2 separate regions of the Homo sapiens genome follow, and region 2 is linked to region 1. A link is a contact called in ENCODE Hi-C data. All regions are on one chromosome and are shown on one strand. The core of a region is the stretch at or near the end of the contact, and the rest is flanking DNA. Distances in the headings are between cores, read along the strand shown.

Region 1 (4,560 bases), core at 665-3,164:
CCACCTGCCTCAGCCTCCCAGAGTGCTGGGATTACAGGCATGAGCCACTGTGCCTGGCCTAGTTTTTAATTTTTGAGACAGTCTCTGTCAATCAGGCTGAAGTACAGTGGCACGATCGTGGCTCACTGAAGCCTTGCTTTCCTGAAGCGATCCTCCTGCCTTGGCCTCCCAAATAGCTGGGACCACAGGCACGCACCACCATGCCCGACTAATTTTTTAATTTTTTTTGTAGAGATGGGGTCTCGCTATGTTGCCTTGGCCTCCCTAAGTCTTAGGTTTACAGGCTTGAGCCACCACGCCCAGCCTCGAACTCTCTTTTTTTTTTGACACATAACAGAGAAAGGTGCCCAAGTCATAAAGGAGAAAGTTTTCACAAACTGATCACATGTGGGACCAGCATCCAGTTCAGTGGCCAGCACAGACTCATCTGTCGTGAGGGTCGTTAGAAATTGTAGCCCCCATTTATTGGTCTCTTCTGCCTGTGATATGTGCTTGAGTGGTTGCCTGTTTCGGGGGCTGTCAGTGTTTGAGTGGCTGCCTGTTTCGGGGGCTGTCAGTGTTTGAGTGGCTGCCTGTTTCGGGGGCTGTCAGTGTTTGAGTGGCTGCCTGTTTCGGGGGCTGTCAGTGTGTGAGTGGTTGCCTGTTTCGGGGGCTGTCAGTGTTTGAGTGGCTGCCTGTTTCGGGGGCTGTCAGTGTTTGAGTGGCTGCCTGTTTTGGGGCTGTCATGAATAGCACCACTGTGCAGATTCTCACTTGCCTTTTGGTGCCCATATGGCCTCATTTCTGTCGGGTGTGTGCTGGGCTGTGTCTTTCTCTCTGTGGGTTGGACGTAGCTGCTCGTGAAGCCGCTCCTGCAGCCCAGCAGCCCCTATCTGGGAAACCTTTCAGTGCTTTCAAGGTTCATTTTATGACACTCAGGATGGCCGTTTGTCTCCTTTTGCTGATTTTCATTCTTTCAGTTGTTTGTTCATAAACAAATGTTTGCATGGCTAATGCATTTCCAGCACTTAGAGATTAGGTTTTTAAACTTTTGGATTGTCTGCAGGCTATTAATTCCTTGTTAGTTGAATAATGACGGCTGTGTGCATGGAGCTGTGTGAGCGAAATCCCTCACCAGGAAGAGGGCGCAGTTCCTCTGGGACTGGAACAGGGGCCCCTTTGGCTCTCCTTGGCTCCTGGCAGAAGTCAGTTGTCAACTGGGGGACTCTTTCTGGCTGAGCCCCAAGCAGCCTCAATCCATCCCTGTGCTGGGTTTTAGATAACCCACTGGATCTGTGTTGGTCTTTGAAAGGGAATTCACTCTGTATGTTTGGCCTAAACTGTGTTATGGCCTTCATAGTTACGTATTAGCATTATTCAGTTTTTGTTGTTTGTAGCAATTATGCTGAAGACACAAAAGAAGAAAAAAAGCTAAGTGTTGCCAACTCAAGGAGTAATTTTCTTTGTTCCAGCGCTGTGTCCTGGGAGCTGCCCATCCCCCTCCACAAAGGCCAGTGCTAAACAAGGCCAGAGCCAGGAAGGACACGCGGGGCCATGGATTGAGTGAGGGCAGTGTGTGCGTGTGTGGATTTCTCTGGTGGCTTTGCAATGGCAAATATTTATTTTGAGGGATGGTGGTGGGAGGACCAAGTTTATACTCACTTTGTTTAGTAGGGGAAGTGGCTAATGTGAGAATCAATAGACAAGATTTTATCAAGCCTCTGCACTGGGCAGAGCGCAGTTTTTGAAGCTGGGAGAACAGGCAGATGTGTGGGACACTCAGGGCCCTTCAGATCTCCCCCAGGAGCCACTGATACAGGTAGAGATCGCAGCCACACAAGGCTGTGTGGGAGGGGCCTGGGAGATGGGGCGGAGTCCAGGGAGAGATCCTGGAAGCCAGGTAGCAGTCAGGAGGGCTTTCCAGGCTAGTGGGTACTAGGATTGGAGCATCCAGAACAGAGTCACTTCAGCCTGGGAAGAGCGGGGTAGGCGGCCGAATGATAAGTGATCCTTGACAGCCCCCGAGAGCAGGCTGGGAGACCTTTTGTTGGACGGTCTACTACTGATTATGGATCCTGCTTGGAGAGGGGAGTGCTTTTTTTAAAATTCTTTTCTTTTTTTTTTTTTTTTTTTAAGACGGAATCTTGCTCTGTCGCCCAGGCTGGAGTGCAGTGGTGTGATCTCAGCTCACTGCAGCCTTTGCCTCCCAGGTTCAAGTGATTCGCCTGCCTCAGCCTCCTGAGTAGCGGGGACTACAGGCATGCACCACCACACCCAACTAATTTTTATGTTTTTAGTAGAGATAGGGTTTCACCACGTTGGCCAGGCCGGTCTCAAACTCCTGACCTCAGGTGATCTACCCGCCTTGGCCTCCCAAAGTGCTGGGATTACAGGCATGAGCCACTGTGCCCGGCCCTGTTTTATTTATTTATTTATTTAGCTCGGGTTTCAATATTTTAAAAAATTTGAAGCCAGGTGCGGTGGCTAATGCTTGTAATCTCAGCGCTTCGGGAGGCCGAAGTGGGAGGATTGCTTGAGGCCAGGAGTTTGAGACCAGCCTAGGCACAGTGGCAAGTGCCTTTAGTCCTAGCTACTTGAGTGGCTGAGGCAGGAGGATCACTTGAGCCAAGGAGTTGCAGGCTGCAGTGAGCTATGATTGCATCACTGCGCTCCACCCTGGGTGCCAGAGTGAGATCTTGTCTCAAAAAAAAAAAAAATTGAACTGTGATGACTATGATATTGTCTTTTGGGGGGTTTTCTGGACATAAAATTCAGAATTTTACATAGAAACTTGAATTTATTTGTCCAAGAGTTTCTTGTTTTGAAAATAGGATGCCACTGGGAACATTCTTGGTTAGGAGCCACCGGAAGCCGGGTCTGTATGGGCAGGGCCAGTGAGATGCAAAGCCACACACGAAAGCTAAGCACACACTCTTGTTTTCCTCACTCACATCCATGTTCATCCTCTTTCCTGTGCTGACGGTTTGCAAAGCTGGGAGAGAATGAGGGCGGGGCCTCGGGAAGTGAATGGCAGAGCAGGTGGCATAGACACCTCAGCCGTCTGCCCACAGGGTATGGGCAAGGTTTGTTTTGGTGACTTTTTCTTCCAGTCTTGTGTACATTATCGTCTCTCACAGGACTTGAGCTTGGAGGGAGCTGGAGTGGCCGCTTGCTGAGTCTTTCTCCCTGGAGCTCGTGGGCAGCTGGTTACCTCGCGCTGGGGCGACCCTGACTTAGGACCTCCTGCCGTTTCTCTGGGTGACTGCTCTGTAGTCGTGAGTCGTCTCTTTAATGCTGAGCATCAGTACCTGCACAGCCCTGAATGGAGCAGCTGCCCAGAATCTGTCTTGTCATCGATAGATGGACAGTTGCCGAGTGTCCTGCGTGCCGACTGACTAAGGAGTTTTTGTCTCTGTCACCCTGTCCCCTGTGGTTTTATGAAGACGTTAGTTATGAATCCGTGTTTAGGATGAGAAGATGTAAACAGTGAGGAGGATAAGTGAGAAGCTAGCAAGAGTCTGGATGGTGATGGCGGGGGAGCGCTGGTGGAGGAGTCGGGGGCGTCCCGCTGGACTGGGGCACAGCTCTGCAGCAGCAGCCGGTGCGGTTTTGCCTTGTAAGTGACACCGTTGCCTGCAGGCATCTCTGACAGCTGCTCCTGCTCCAGATTCCAGAAATTTCTATGGAACATTTCCTGAACCATCCTCCTGGTTTCTTCCCTTCCCCTCACTGAATAAAATCCGTAATAGCACCTGCCGCTTGAGTGTTTGTCTCTGCAGGACGCCGTGTTCAGGGCTGGGTGCCCTTTGTGTCATTTTGTTATCCTGGTCACTGCCAGACAGAGGTGGTAGGACCCTCATTTGTCAGGTCAGGAGCCTGCAGCCTGGAGAGTTTAAAGCCTTGCCTGAATCCACCCACTTCTGAAGGTGGCAGAGTCAGGATTCGAACTCGGGACCCGTGGACACCAGCCACCTATGGGCCTTTATTTTTATATTTTTAAAAACTTTTAGTTTCAGGGGTACACATGCAGGTGTGTTATATAGGTAAGTTGGGTGTCATGGTGGTCTGGTGTACAGATTATTACAACGCATAGTAAGTACAGTACCTGATAGGTAGTTTTTCAGTCCTTTCCCTCCCACCCTCCACCCTCAAGCAGGCCTTGGTGGCCGTTGTTCCATTCTTTGTGTCAATGTTGAGCTCAAGTGAGACCATGAGATATTTGGTTTTCTGTTCCTCCGCTGGTTCGCTTATGATATTGGCCTCCAGCTCCATCCATTTTGCTGCACAGGGCGTGATCTCATTCTTTTTATTATGGCTGCATAGTACTCCACAGTGTACATGTACCACATTTTCTTTATTCAGCCCATCGATGGGCATTTTGGTTGATTCCATGTCTTTGCTATTGTGAATAGTGCCACAGTGAACACACAACTAACTGCGTGTGTCTTTATATAGACACAATAGAACAATTATATTCCTTCAGGTGTGTACCAAGTAATGCCACCTACAGTTTTGATGTTTTAGTAAAGTAGAAAAGGAAACTTCAGAAATCAGCCCATAAGTCTGCAGAAGTACTTGGGG
Region 2 (4,560 bases), core at 1,343-3,842, 670 kb after region 1:
TCAAGTGATCCACCTGTCTCGGCCTCCCAAAGTGCTGGGATTACAGGCGTGAGGCACCGCGCCCGGCCTCTGGAACATCTAAAAACAGACCAGAGGCCACCCAATGGAACAGGATGCAGTGTGACATTTCACAACATACGACGCCTCTCCTGGGAAGGGAGAGCTCGCGAGCGCCTCTACTGGGTGGGCGCAGCGCCATCCCCATTGCACGAACCGAGACGGAGGTGCGGAGGCCGTGTCTGGCCCTGGAGAGTCCTCCCTCTGTCGTCTGCTCTCAGCACCAAGTCTGGCATCGCCAGGGCGCCAGGCACGGCCTTCCCAGGGAGAAGCCTTTTCTGTCATTTTTGATTATTTTACTTTAAATATGTGTGCAAAACCTTAGCTACATTCTCGTGGGCCAGGGATAGGCAACGCGTGCACCTAGACCTCTTGCTTGCCCCCACACTCCGTCTCCCCAGGGCCACCCCCTCAACCCCCCCATGCCATCAGAGTTTTGAACACCGCTGGAGATGGCGGGGGGGAGGGGGGCGAATTTGGAGGCGGGACCCGAACTGCCGGCCAAGGACCAAGGGCTGGCCTCGCCCTTCGCTCCCACTGGGCACCGTTCTCGCCGCGGGACCTTGCCTTGAGCGCGCCCCCTGCGGGCCGCGGTGGGGATTGGCCCCTTGGAAAGAGGGAAATAGGCTGCGCGCGCCGGGGCGGGAGAGGCGCTGCCTCCAGTCCTCCCGGGTGGGGGTCTCCCCTCCGAGATCCCCGAGGGAACCCGTCCCGTGCACTACCGGATTTCCGGTCTCTGACCAGCTGGGGCTTCATTTCTACGCGTGCTTTTACTGCTCTCCTCCTCCTCCGGCGGTTTTTTTTTTTTTTTTTTTTTTTTGAAAGGAGCAAACATCCCCAGCTTTAATGCGGCCCAATTATCTCGTTTGCACGACTTAAAATGTTTCTCTTTAACTCATTTCAATCTAGTAAATATGCTTCAGCAAGTAGCTAATTTCTCAGGGATGGCTTCGCCTCGCCATTTGCATATAAAGCGCGTCGGGGCCCGGCCCCTTCTCCGAGTGCGCGAGTCCCTTCTTCCGGTGCGCGGGTGGCAGGCAGCCAGGCCTCCTAGTCCAGGGAGGTCGCCTAGGTTTGGCCTAGGGAAGGCGGAGTCTGGGGTCCGCGACAGTGCCTGGGGACCAGGGTGGCAGGGAGGGCAGGGAAACTTGGGCCGGGGAGGGACCAGGACCTTCTGAGCCCCCCAACTCCCCCGCCTCCCCGGCCTCCGCCGTCCCTTATTCCGAGGAGGGGCGCCCGTGGGGTAACACGTTGGCGCGAGGGTCGGGGGCGCATTTATCCTTAAGTGCGTTTATTAAATCGCGTCTGGAGATGGATGGACGTGGATACAGGAGAGGAAATCTCAGGGCTCAGTCGAGCAATCTCCTGGCTTTAAATTCCGAATAAAAGTCTCAAATATTCCCGGGTCATGGGGGCACTGTCTCATTAAAACCACTCTCGTCCTGAAACTGCAATGCAGACATTAAAGTGCAGTATTTTTCAATTAGAGCTGACGAATTCAATCAAAATTCCATAGATTAGGATGAAATGAGGCATGGGTCATTTACAGGGGAATTTAATTGCCGAGCCATTAGACAAATAGTATATTTGCCATTCCCGCGTTATCCATCATTTTCGACATCAATACCGGGGCCGCATCTCCCCGTCCCGCGGCCGCCCGGCGTCGGCTGTAAACACTCCCTTCCCTGTATCTTCTGATTATATCTGATTTCATTTAGGGCCATGGGGGATTATAAATGTTCACGCAATCAAGTTCATTAGGACTTCAAATCGCATTTCTGATTGGGATCGCTCTGCCGCCGTCCTCCCAGCGCCTTTCAAACCCCAGCGCTTGGCTTTCAAAACATCTTTTTGAATTTAAAGCCTCACATCCTTTTGTCTTCCGACGCCCCCTCCCGCCCCACCCCTCCCGGCGGCTGCAAGCTCTTCGGGCCTCCTTCCCGGGGCAACAGCCCTGAACCCCTCTTGCTGCCAGCGGGTCTGGGGAGGGTGGGGCTGGGCTCCGCAGGCTGTCGGAACCCCCTCCCACGCCGCGCAGCCGCGGGGCGCTCGTGTCCCTGAAGCCTGAGCTGGGCGTGGAGGACAGGCCCCGCGTGTTCGCGGATCGCGAGTGGGGGCCAGCCCCGCACCTCCCGTCCCGGCCGGGCGCTGCGGGTAGGGGGAGCGGAGCGGAGGGGGCGCCTCCCACCTTTGAATCTCCTGGCTGAGGGCCTCTGGGCAGCGATTACACCCACCCTTGGGGACTGGTGCTGGGGACCCCTTCCTGGGCTGGTCCCTTTCACTCCAAAGCCCCAGGTGAAGGCGGTAGCCGGTGGAGCAACGCGCTCTTCCTATCAGCAAACCCAAGAAACAAAGGGGGAGGCTCTTCTGGGGAGAGCGCGACAAGAAAGGCTCAAGACATCCCTTCCAGCACAGCTGAAAAATAATAGCTTAATATTAACTGCTTCTCATAAAAATATACTTTCACAGAGACACAGTTACAAGAAGCAAACCCTCATTTTATCCCGTACTTTGTGCTCATGGCTGTTAGCTGCCTCAGTAATTTAATTGGAATGGAACGTGAGAAATGTGTCATTTTTGAAGAATTTATGCATCACTTCCTAGAAATCTCATTGTGTTAACTAGGAGCCTACTGCGTTCTGTTTAGAACCCATAATCACATTTTTATGTGTCTGTATTACGAGTTAATGTGACCTCCTGTCTTTAGCAGATAAAAAAAATGTTCTCTTGCGATAACATCTGTATCAAACTCTGGCTTACATCAAATACGCCACAACCCTGGTTTTCCAAGGTTCTCCAAACTTACGAACTTTCTTAAGAGCAGGGAAAATAAATGTGAATGGAAAAAGCGTCTACCAAATGAATAATTACCCGCTAAATTAAAACCCTGTGTTAAACATAGTTGACAGCAAATACTGCATTCTCAATCATGTTTTTTGCTTACAAATTGCATTACAAAGAAATCCACCGTTTTTATCGGAGTGATTAAGCAAAGAATGTTAGGACTGCAGAAATACCATTCTGGAAAATTAGATGAAGGCTGAAAACCCAGCTAGTTACATTGCAATAGTAAATGTATAATTTTGTTAAAGAACACGTTTAACACACAAATGAGGATTGGGATGTTATTATGGTATCATAAAAAATTCAACTGAAAATTATATTTATTTATAAACACATTAACTATAAACTGCACATATTTAATACAAAGGAAGCAGGCAATTCCATAATCAATATTTTAATTATTGAATTTTTTATTATGGCAGCACGATTCTATATGATAGTTTACGAATCTGTAGTTTTCGTAGGCTCCCCTCCCCTTTATCATGTGAGCTAAGATCTTCCTGTTTTCCTCCTTTTTAAATTCTGGGGAGAGTAGGTTGGTGGGAGAGGGTAAGACCGTTTGCTTATGGCGCCACCTGCAGGCCTCTCTGAAAATGAATTTCAATACCTATTCAATCTTCCGCAGGGTTCTAGATTCCTCAGGCTTATTTTAGCAATTTAGTGAAATTAATTTTTGTTTTAACAGAGAAAGATGTTAACAATTTCAACGCAAATCCCGGAGTTTGAAAAGGATTTTGATGTTCTCAAACTACACTTAAATCCTAGAAATGAGATGCAGTATTGACCATAATTGAAATACAGGGGTTTCTGCATATCCCATCTGGACATAACAAATTTGACTAAGCAGTAATTTATCCTTAAAATAATGGAATAAAAGATACAACATTCCTGATTTATCCCTTGGCCCTTGGGCAGCCCTTAAAAGATGAAAAGCACTTGGCAAGCTAATAGCACCCGAAATTGTAGTGATTGAGCAGCTTCTTAGGTGCCTGGCGTGGACAGGAGGTGGGGGCACTGGAGTGGACCAGCTCATTCCGCAAGCCTGTATTTTACACCATTTCTGCAGAAGGTTAAGTGTTCTTTGCAAAAGTTCAACAGCCTGCCCCATCAGTGTGTGTCCAAAGGGTCATTTCAGAGATTGGAAATTTGACAATTATATACAGTTAACTGGGATCAGCAAATGCTCCATAGACTTAAAGAGTCAGTGGCTTTGATTTTCTTTAAACCATACTGAGTCGATGATTATCAAGTAACTTAAATCAACGTAAATATACTAAAAAGGCAGGCCTAATGCTGGGTTCAGAGTTTTAAACATAACACGTCACACAGTACTGGGTCTGTGTACTAATTGCCTGTGGACTGTGGATTGTGTCTGATGGTCCAACCATGAATGTTTCGTCCTGTCCTGGACATGGTTGGTGCGGACAGAGGCCAGCCTCCCCAGGACCAATATTAGTGGAGAGCTTCATTTGTGTATTTTATTTTTTTGAGATGGGGTCTCACTCTGCCACCCAGGCTGGAGTATAGTAGCACGATCTCAGCTCACTGCAACCTCTGCCTCCCAGGGTCAAGCGATCCTCTCATCTCAGCCTCCTGAGTAGTTGGGACCACAGGCATGTGCCACCACACCTGGCTAATTTTTTGTATTTTTGGCAGAGA

Evidence for each region. A loop is a pair of places that touch in the nucleus more often than their neighbours do. Pooled maps may share reads with other maps.
Region 2: a loop to region 1 is called in a pooled map, with 5 times the contacts of the local background. The contact joins the enhancer-like site here to the promoter of AGAP1-IT1 in region 1. A Hi-C loop is called at or near these places in 1 of 168 maps with a recorded cell type or tissue (endothelial cell of umbilical vein), 4 of 37 single-sample maps with no recorded cell type and 7 of 50 pooled maps.

What each region holds. Positions count from the first base shown.
Region 1 is chr2:235,503,837-235,508,396 of GRCh38, forward strand. AGAP1-IT1 (AGAP1 intronic transcript 1) reads left to right here and starts at 1,915. Exons shown (of 2, transcript NR_131900.1): 1 at 1,915-1,964; 2 at 3,117-3,730. The region is part of intron 1 of AGAP1 (ArfGAP with GTPase domain, ankyrin repeat and PH domain 1); the gene reads left to right. RefSeq lists an enhancer at 1,207-1,713.
Region 2 is chr2:236,177,584-236,182,143 of GRCh38, forward strand. All of the region lies in intron 1 of GBX2-AS1 (GBX2 and ASB18 antisense RNA 1), which reads left to right. Among named protein-coding and RNA genes, the nearest start is that of GBX2, 11 kb to the left of the region's middle. RefSeq lists silencers at 3-297, 503-797 and enhancers at 1,739-2,256, 2,257-2,772. Within about 2 kb of position 2,593, at least 3 of the 41 ENCODE cell types and tissues checked have a DNase peak (open chromatin) inside an H3K27ac peak, as active enhancers do; they include endothelial cell of umbilical vein, where a contact is called at or near this core.